Linked DNA regions of Homo sapiens: region 2 is linked to region 1. A link is an interaction called in ENCODE POLR2A ChIA-PET data of the cell type or tissue named here. Cell type or tissue: MCF 10A. All regions are shown on one strand. Links, peaks and the distances in the headings refer to the core of each region. The heading gives the core; the rest is flanking DNA.

Region 1 (4,407 bases), core at 139-4,138:
CAGGCTTTCAAGTTAAAGGAGGAGATTAGGGATTTTAGACAGGCTTTCAAGTTAAAGGAGGAGATTAGGGATTTTAGAAGACATTTCTCTCTCTTAATGAGCCTTGCTTTAAATTTAATTATCTTCCTGTGCACATAAAATTCCTATTTTGTTTGCCAAAAACTGAGTACTATCTTTTTCACTCTGCCTTCATGTTATTACAATTCTATTTTCCCTCTGAACTTCCCTGCCCTGCATCCTCAGAAAGAGTAGATAGATGCTTCAGGCTGACTTGGATGAAAATCAGATACATGGAAACACAAAAGAGACAAGCATATTTATATATTTCCAAAATTATTACCCCACCTTACTATACATTACTAAAGAAATAATTAGTGGTTCAGAAGTGTGCATGTACAAACACTGTCATCTGATAATATTGACAAATTAAATTACAAAAGAATTTTCTATTGCTACAAATTATATATGAGAGCTCCAGCTTCACTGAATCCTTGTAAGGATTATCATTTTGAAAATGTTTACTAACTTCCCAATCAAAGGATAATCAAGGAATAACATTTAGATTTTCTTCATTTTATTTTTTCTCCTAACCTTTCTAATTCTGCAAGAGAGTAAGCTTGTACTCATAAGAAATACAATATAAGAATCTGATGTAGGGATGTAACATCACAAGGTATCAAGCACAGTCAGTACTGTCAACTTATTATTATTGAGATCAACAGTTTTCCAATTTCACTTTTATTTCAAAGCAGGATTTGGTTGTTGGGACTACTACCCTAGTTATTTAGTAATGCAATTATTTTTGAGATTGGCTTAGCTTTTTCAGATTTCCAAAATAGTTGCTGTTTTACATATATGATTTTAATTTTCCATGAATGCTATAAAATGTTATTAATTCCATTTTACAGCCAAAGTGAGACCCAGAGGTGCTAAGTGATTTGCTTGAAGTGTTTGGAAAGTACAGAGCAGTGTAGTAGAAGGTCAGTCTGCATTGGAATTCCGAGTCTACTACTGACTGGTTTTGTGATTTCAGTGAATTTCTTAACCTCCTCAAGCTGCTTCCTTATCTGCCCATCGAAATTTGCAAAGTTCACTTCAGGGTTGTAATAGGAAACAAATATAAGGAAATTTTCATTCAGACCTAAAAGGTAACAGCAAATAAATGAATGATTATTCTCATTGAATAACAGTGCTGTGTTCTTTCTCTTCTATTCCACTGTTTAATTTTCTTTTGAATATATCTTTTTAAATATAGAACAACCACTTACTATTTTACATATTATTGTGTCAAGGATGAGCAGAGATAAAGAGAAATTGAACCAAAAGGAATTTTACATGTGAATTTACCTTACAAAATGAAAGAATCATAAAATGCAAGAACTGCATTAACAGTACATATTTATGACCTACAGAAAAACAGGTGTGCAAGAGAAAAGGAATGGCACAGAGCTTCACAGACAGTAAATTACAGATCCGTATTTCTCTTAGAGTCCTGGACTCTGCAATCAGATCCAGGATTTTTAACAAAATGTGCATTTTATCCTTCTCAAATTGGGCAAGAAGAACCATAGATTTTACCAACGAGAAATGAGGAGCCCTGCCAAAATCCCAGCCGACCCTGCACACTTACTGGGAACGTACTGAGTGCCAGGGCTTGTGCCAAGTGCTCTGGGGGATAGAGTTGAGTAAGTCATGGTCATCGCTCATTCATTTAGTGGAAAAAGCAGGCACACACACAAGTAACTTGATTCCAAGGCAGACCGCGATAAGTGTTATCTTAGATCACTGGAGGAGACAGGTCACACGACTGGAATAGCATGAAGTCAGGCCTGAGGCTGAGGGCATGCTGTTATTTAGGAACCCTATCAGGTTCATCTCACAGCTTGGCAGTGGTCCAAAAACCCTGTAGTTTCTTGTCCTGGGTGTGCTGGGTCATAGGATGCTTCCATCCACCTATCCTCGAATCTACTGTGAAGGCTGCTGGAGTCTGAGAATGTGTAAAGACAGATGAGACAGAGAGATTTGTTTCCCTTCTTAACATACATTATACAATTTTTAAAATACATTGACCTAGAATGACTAGTACTATAGAAAAACGGCCTGCCAAAGATTCCCTCTTTTCTTTCCTTGCATGTCATGGAATGTCCACAGTTTTTTATCCATTCAGGAAGTGAACAGAACCAAAAATGCTATATTTGTTTATTTTTCCAGGATAATTCTTATCAAATTCAGCTTTGCCCAAGCTGTTTGCTTGTCTGAAGCCCAACAAGAACTGTGAGGTGCTAGAGAACACAGTCCTTCTGATCCAGCTCTGTCTCAGAAACTTTACAAAATTAAATACTCAATCAACTTCAGTTGTATTATTTTTAACCTTCTGCTATTTTTAAGTAGTTTCCCATTTTCCAACTTGCTGGTAACTTTCCCAAAATGCCCTCAAACTTAGAGCTAAAAGTAAAACCGAAGAAATGAGACATATCTTGACTAATATTATATCATGTTAAATTGATTGCAAAAAAGTAGGGTGAAGCGAGGAATTCACTTAAATGAAAAAGGAAAGAACACTTGACTGGAAGCCCAGCAGTCTGGGCTTTGCTCCGGGCTCCGTATAACATCTGGGCGAGCTGTTTCCCTCCCTGAGTCCCAAGGTCCCCAACCGTCTAGCAGGAGGGTTGAATAGATTTATTGTCAAGACTTCGTTTTCAGTGACCTGTCATCTACATTATGGTTATTCTTTATACTATCTACAACAATAATAATAATGGTATAATAATTTATAACTTACAAAGCATCGGTAGTTGCATCACTCTCTAGTAAATATGTATGAAACTATGCTTTCAGCACTACAATTTTATAATTAGAACCTGATTACATTTAAGAGGGGGCAAAGTGAAGTTGAGGGGGCCCCCACTCCAGGCCCTCTCTGCGGTGGAGTTGACCTCTGGGACTTACTATGGCCTAGATCAGATTCCTGTGGTCACACTCAGATCCAAACCAACTGTTGGAGCTTTGTAACGGACTACTCACTAGTGCTAATGAATCCAAGAAACCCACGAATTTGTGCTTCTATATTTGCAGGCCAGGTCTACCAACCAGAGAGTCAGGAAGGCTTTAGGCAGACAAGCCCTTCCTCTTTACTCACTCTTCACTGCCTACCTCTAATGCACACGTAACAGCTTCAGTAACCACCTAACGGTGATGATCACCAACTTAGGAATTTTTAACCAGAACTGGGATTTCCGTTTGTAGCTTCCTTTTCTAACCAGCTAATCAACATCCCCGCTGTGTTCTGGAAGATCAGTTTGACCCACACCAATGAAATCACTTTCCATCATAAAATACTTCCTCCATACCTCCCTGGCTTTCCCAACTCTGCCAACATTTGCCTTGTTAACTTGGCTCAAAAATTCCAGCTCATCTCTGATTTCTTTTCTTGGACTCCCCTTGTTAATCAATGGCCAAGTCCAGCAGCATTTCTGTTCACAATACCCACCCCTATAATGCTTAGGCCTCATCATCACTAACTTGGACAAATACCGTAACTTTTTAAAGTGTGCTCCCTGGTCTATTTCACCGTGCACATGCTCCTTTCTAATCATGCCACACCTCTAATCAGAAACACCTAAAGGATCTCTAGTATTTACCATGTAGTCCATTTTTAAAATGCTGGTGTTCAAGGCTTTCTATAGTTTGACACAATCAGCCATTTAAACTGAATGTCCCGCCATTAAGTGAAACTGCACATTATTATCCAAAAATGGTCCCCACCCATGCAGATACCTTTGTAACACTGCTAACTTGAGTAGTGTGTCCTGCCCTATTTCTCCACACCTTTCTTATTAAAACATGATTCCATTCTCCAAGGTGCAGCTTAAATGACCTCTTTTTTATTACACGTCTCTTAGGCCAGAAGTATGTTCCTTGTCTTCTGAACCCCATAACCCTTTTGCCTTTTGCCTTCTAAGGAAGGGCACGGATCGTATCCTATCTCAACATTTGGTCAGTTGTATACCTATTTGTTATTGCTCCTCTGCTAGGCTCTCAGTAAAAATAATGCAAGGTCTGAACTTTGCCCATCAGTATGCTCCATGGTGGATGAGACTGCATTGAGTGGGACGAGCAGAACTCCAAGGGTGGTTTTCAGTAAAGCTGAAAGAAACTGGACAGAAGATCAGCAGCCAAATAGCTTTGCCAAGCCAGTTTCTGAGGCTCTCGTGTACACGTGGAAGCACAGTTTCAGTGTTGTATTTGCTCTCCCAGGCTGCAAGTCATTACGCATCACTGGGGAACACAAGACAGCAAATAGCTCAGTAGAGTTTAGATTCAGTGGGGGTCCAGTGGGGGATTGAAAAGAAAAGGAGCGAGGAAGAGAAGAAATAAACTAAGAGTTTCGTTGTCTTTTATCTATGA
Region 2 (4,407 bases), core at 120-4,119, 51 kb before region 1:
GGAGGCAATAAGAAGCCAAGTGTTAATGTAAATTCTCTCTTTTTGAGACTTCTGCTTCTGAATCTGTTTCCCTTTAGAAGTAGAGTCCCTGGGCAGCTATAAGTAGCATTCTTCATATGAACACAATTATAGTTCCAGAAAGCTACATTCTTATTCATGTGTGTGAGTGTGTGTGTGTGTGTGTGTGTGTAGGTTTATAAAATCAATCTTATACATTCTTAATTTAAACCAAATTTATGTAAGTTAAATTTATTCATATTACATTAACAGTAATTTTAGCTAAATGATTTATTAATTTTTTCAGTAAAAGAAAAAATCAAAGGTAAACAAATAAGAACATACATTTAGACTTTGTGTTATGGTGTTGAAATAAGCCTTTTAATAGAAAATTGTTAAAAATACATTAAAAAGTTAGGAAAAAATTATTACCAAAAATGATTTTATCTCTTAGGAAATATCACACAGAAGCCACAACAGAAAATAAAATGTGTACTTATGTTGGGACTTCAACCACAAACATACCGATAAGCTGAGAGCTCTTGGCACAAGATTGGCATAATCATAAACTAGTTGGCTTCCAAAGCTGACAAAGTCTCACACTCTGTGGCACACTTAGACCTAGCTGAACAATACAGAAGTAAGGTCAGGAGTATACAGAGCCCACTAGAGCATCTTCATCACCAGGCCATACTGAGAATAATTTCATTAAATACCCAGGAGCACTCTTTACCACGGAAATAAGTCACCTTTCCAATACAGAAAACATTTTGTCAGGAAATGCAGTAGGTCTGCTACCTTGGCACCATTTTTTCTCCTCTCCTAGCCATAGTCACACTCCTAATGGCAACTGGCAGATTCTGGTGGGTATGACATGCAATGGAAGTCAACACCTTGTATTTTGGGACTCAACTACCACAGACTACCTGATTTACAATGTAAATAGCATGACCGTTATGTAGATAATAACAGAGAACAATTAACTACGCATAGGCATTTTAATCAACCACGAGTCAACATGTGTGGTCAAAAATAAACCTATTTGCTTAATGACCTTAAGGAAATTATTTCCCTTCTCAGGACCTCAAAGGAAATGGACCAGATCAACGGTGCTTAACACTGGCTGCACATTAAAATATCTTGGGGACCTTTGAAAACTATTGATACCCAAACCCTGCCCCATGCCACCACTATTAGAATCTCTAATGGTAGGGTCTGGGCATTGGCATTTATTGGAAGCTCCCTGGTTAATTCTGATGTACACGCCAAGACTGAGAAGCACAGGTTCCTTTTGAATACAAGCAGGGAAGAGCATCAGTGAAAGTCAAAAATTGACCTTAAGGTTAAACTGTGAAGTTGAGACTATAAATGGGAAGGCTGTTTAGAAGGGAACATGCATATGTTAGAACCACTCATTAAGGTCATGCCCCACAATCTTGCTACTGTGCAGACAGTGCCTGAAAAACCCCAAATTAAATAAAGTCTCATGGAATCAATTAACTTTTTTGAGAGAAACTGAGATTGCTGCTGTCTGTGGTAATATTCAGACTGTAACGCTTTTTTAGTTTTCCATGAGTGGAGTTGCTTAAGAATTAATACACCACCCAACAAAATAGCACCCCAAAAGTGCTATTGCCTCATTCTGGCAATGAAAGCTGTATTTTCCCTGAGGCCTTTCTTCGTAGGCTGGAGTTGCCATGGGAAGCAAAGCTTTACTGGGATGCCAGAACAAACAGGCTCTGAAACCATCCCAGCATAACTTACAGAGCTGCCTATAAATCAAAGAGAACCCTAAGGTCAAAACCACTTAAACACACACACACACACAGACACACACAGACACACACACACACACTCTCACATATATGCATACTCCCTGAGAAATATTACAAAAGGGGAGATGGGTCAAGAAAATCCAACTAAAATTGCTGCATGAAACTAATAACAGGTATTTATGTGCCCCTTTCATCCACAATTCTCCAAGGACAGAGTGTGCTAAGATTACTTGTCTTTTGAAACCTTTCCAGTGTTCTGAGGGATAAAAAAGGAGTAAGTTTGCATATGAAATCTGGCAAGTGGAAGTGGCCGTAAGGGGTCATCTACTCCATTCTTTCAAGCATAGTTATGATGAAATGCAGTCATTTCTCTCCTTCTCCTTGGCAAAGTCAATTCTGCACCATTCCAAGGTGTCATCTTCTAACCAGCCCACTGTTTTTCTCTAGAAGACTGCTTTTTTTTGTTTTTTGTTTTTTCTGCCATCTCCCAAATTCACACTTTCTAAATGATGTGAAGACCATGGACAGCTAGTGAAGAAAGAAGGTAGAAGCAAATGGGTGGGAAACAAGCTTGGAATAATTCCTGGGTCAAAATAAAGATTCTTGCGTATGATTTTATTTTGTTCTCATTATGCCTGGCTTTTTCTTGGATATTAGTCAACAGGGAGCTTAACTAGAATGTAAATGCTTAGGACTAGTGTACTTATAAAAAATCTCTTCACTTTCTTCTTAGGTCTTCCGTGACTAGACTTGTGCCTCATCTCCTTACTTGTTCTAATTCAACTTCTCTAACTCAACGATACAGTGAATGTGCAAGGCAGCTACGGTGCAGTGAAAGGAAGCTTGCTCTAGTTCTCTTAATTGAATTCCAATTTTTCTATTCATTGGCAGGGTGACCTTGGGTGAGTTATTTTACCTATTTGATCTTCAGATCGTACAAGGTTTTTATGTGGATCAAATGAGTTATGAAAGCTGTATAGTGCTGTAAATATGTAGGCTGTTTTCTCCTCTCTTCCTAATATTAACAGAATAGAGTGATAACACATTCAAAATCTTCTAAAGTACTTCCTCAAAAAACTTTTAGAGTAACTGGGGGAGTCCTTTGTGGTCAAGTACTGGTCAGGTTTGTTTTGCTCACAGTCACTAAACCATAGTTTTACAATTATTCATATAGTGCAAAGGTTTTGTACCTGCATCTTTTTCTCTAACATATATTTTTCCCAGGTTTTTGCTGGGACACTTTAGTTAAAACAAGGCTTCAAAGAAAAAGTCCTAAGCTAGTGGGAGAGGTTCAAAGGCTTCTTGCAGGGTCAATTAGCACCTATAAAATTTATCTCTGTTTTTTACTAATGGCTATTAAACTAAAGTGAGGGCTAAAGATGACTGATAACCACCACTTCCTCCAATTGTTGTTATTTAAGTGGAAAATAGCTCTTAACTCTCTGCACTTAATATTCAACGTGTGACAAGTTTAAGATTCAGCAACTATTGTAGATTTGAGGTTCTTTTTAAAACTTTTTACTGAGTTTATTAAAGTAACTCATGTCACTGTGATAAGAAACCTGCCATTGATTTTTAAAAAATGTAATGGGTACATGTTACATGTATGTATTTATTGGGTACATGTGATATTTTGATACACGCATACAATGTATAATAATGACATCAGGGTAATTGACATATCCATTATCTCAAGCATTTATAATTTCTATGTGTTGAGAACATTCCAATTCGACTCTTAGTTGTTTTAAAATATAGAATAAATGATCGTGGACCGTAGTCACCTCATTGAGCTATCAAACACTAGATCTTAGTCATTCTATCTGGCCATATTTTTGCACCCATTTACAATCCCCACTTTCCCCTCCCTGCTCACTAACCTTCCCAGCCTCTGGTAACCGTCATTTTGCCCTTTATCTCTGTGAGTTCAATTGTTTAAAATTTAGCTCCCACATGAGCGAGTACAGGCAAAATTTGTCTTTCTGTGCCTGGCTTATTCCACTTAACATAATGCCCTACATTTCCATCTGTGTTGTTGCAAATGTCCGGATTTTATATTTTATGGCTGGATAATATCCCATTGTGTTTATGTACCACATTTTCTTTATTCATTCATCTGTTGATGGACACTTGATTCCAAATCTTGGCTATTGTGAATAGTGCTGCAATAAACATGGGAGTATATCTCTTCAGTGTACTGATTTCCTTTCTTTGGGGTAAATACCTAGCAGTGGAATTGCTGGATGATACAGGAGCTTTATTTTCAGTTTTTTGAGGAGCCTCCATACTGTTCTCCACAGTGGCTGTTGAATTTCTTTTATTATTCATTCTTTCAGGTAGAAGTTTTGCTGTGTACTTGGCATCAAATACAGCTTAGGTGCCTGCCTTAACATTAAGTAGGCAAGATTTCCAGATGAAATGAGTACTGACCTCCATGTGTTCTCTGAAGAGTTCCAAAATCAAGTAGGCACATTAATATCAGAGAGTATAGAATATTGTCTATGCCGTAGTGCAAGACTGAATAAAATCTCCCCTCTGCCATTTCACAGCCTCCTGATCTTGGGCAAGTTAATTAAGCCCTCTTTACCTTTATTTCCTCACTTACAAGAGGGAGTTGATGAAAGCACCTGCCTCC

Evidence for each region. Peaks named below come from ENCODE experiments on the same cell type or tissue, not always from the same donor. Only the 100,000 strongest peaks of a DNase experiment are listed, where the experiment ranks them.
Region 2: POLR2A ChIA-PET joins it to region 1 with 10 read pairs; 1 of 35 experiments calls an interaction of 5 or more read pairs at or near these places.

Annotation. Positions count from the first base shown.
Region 1 is chr3:189,456,076-189,460,482 of GRCh38, reverse strand. No RefSeq gene overlaps it. Among named protein-coding and RNA genes, the nearest start is that of TP63, 170 kb to the left of the region's middle. In MCF 10A, for the core only: no CTCF peak of the experiment used is centred there; a DNase peak (open chromatin) is centred at 1,752.
Region 2 is chr3:189,506,595-189,511,001 of GRCh38, reverse strand. No RefSeq gene overlaps it. Among named protein-coding and RNA genes, the nearest start is that of TP63, 120 kb to the left of the region's middle. In MCF 10A, for the core only: no CTCF peak of the experiment used is centred there; a DNase peak (open chromatin) is centred at 1,691.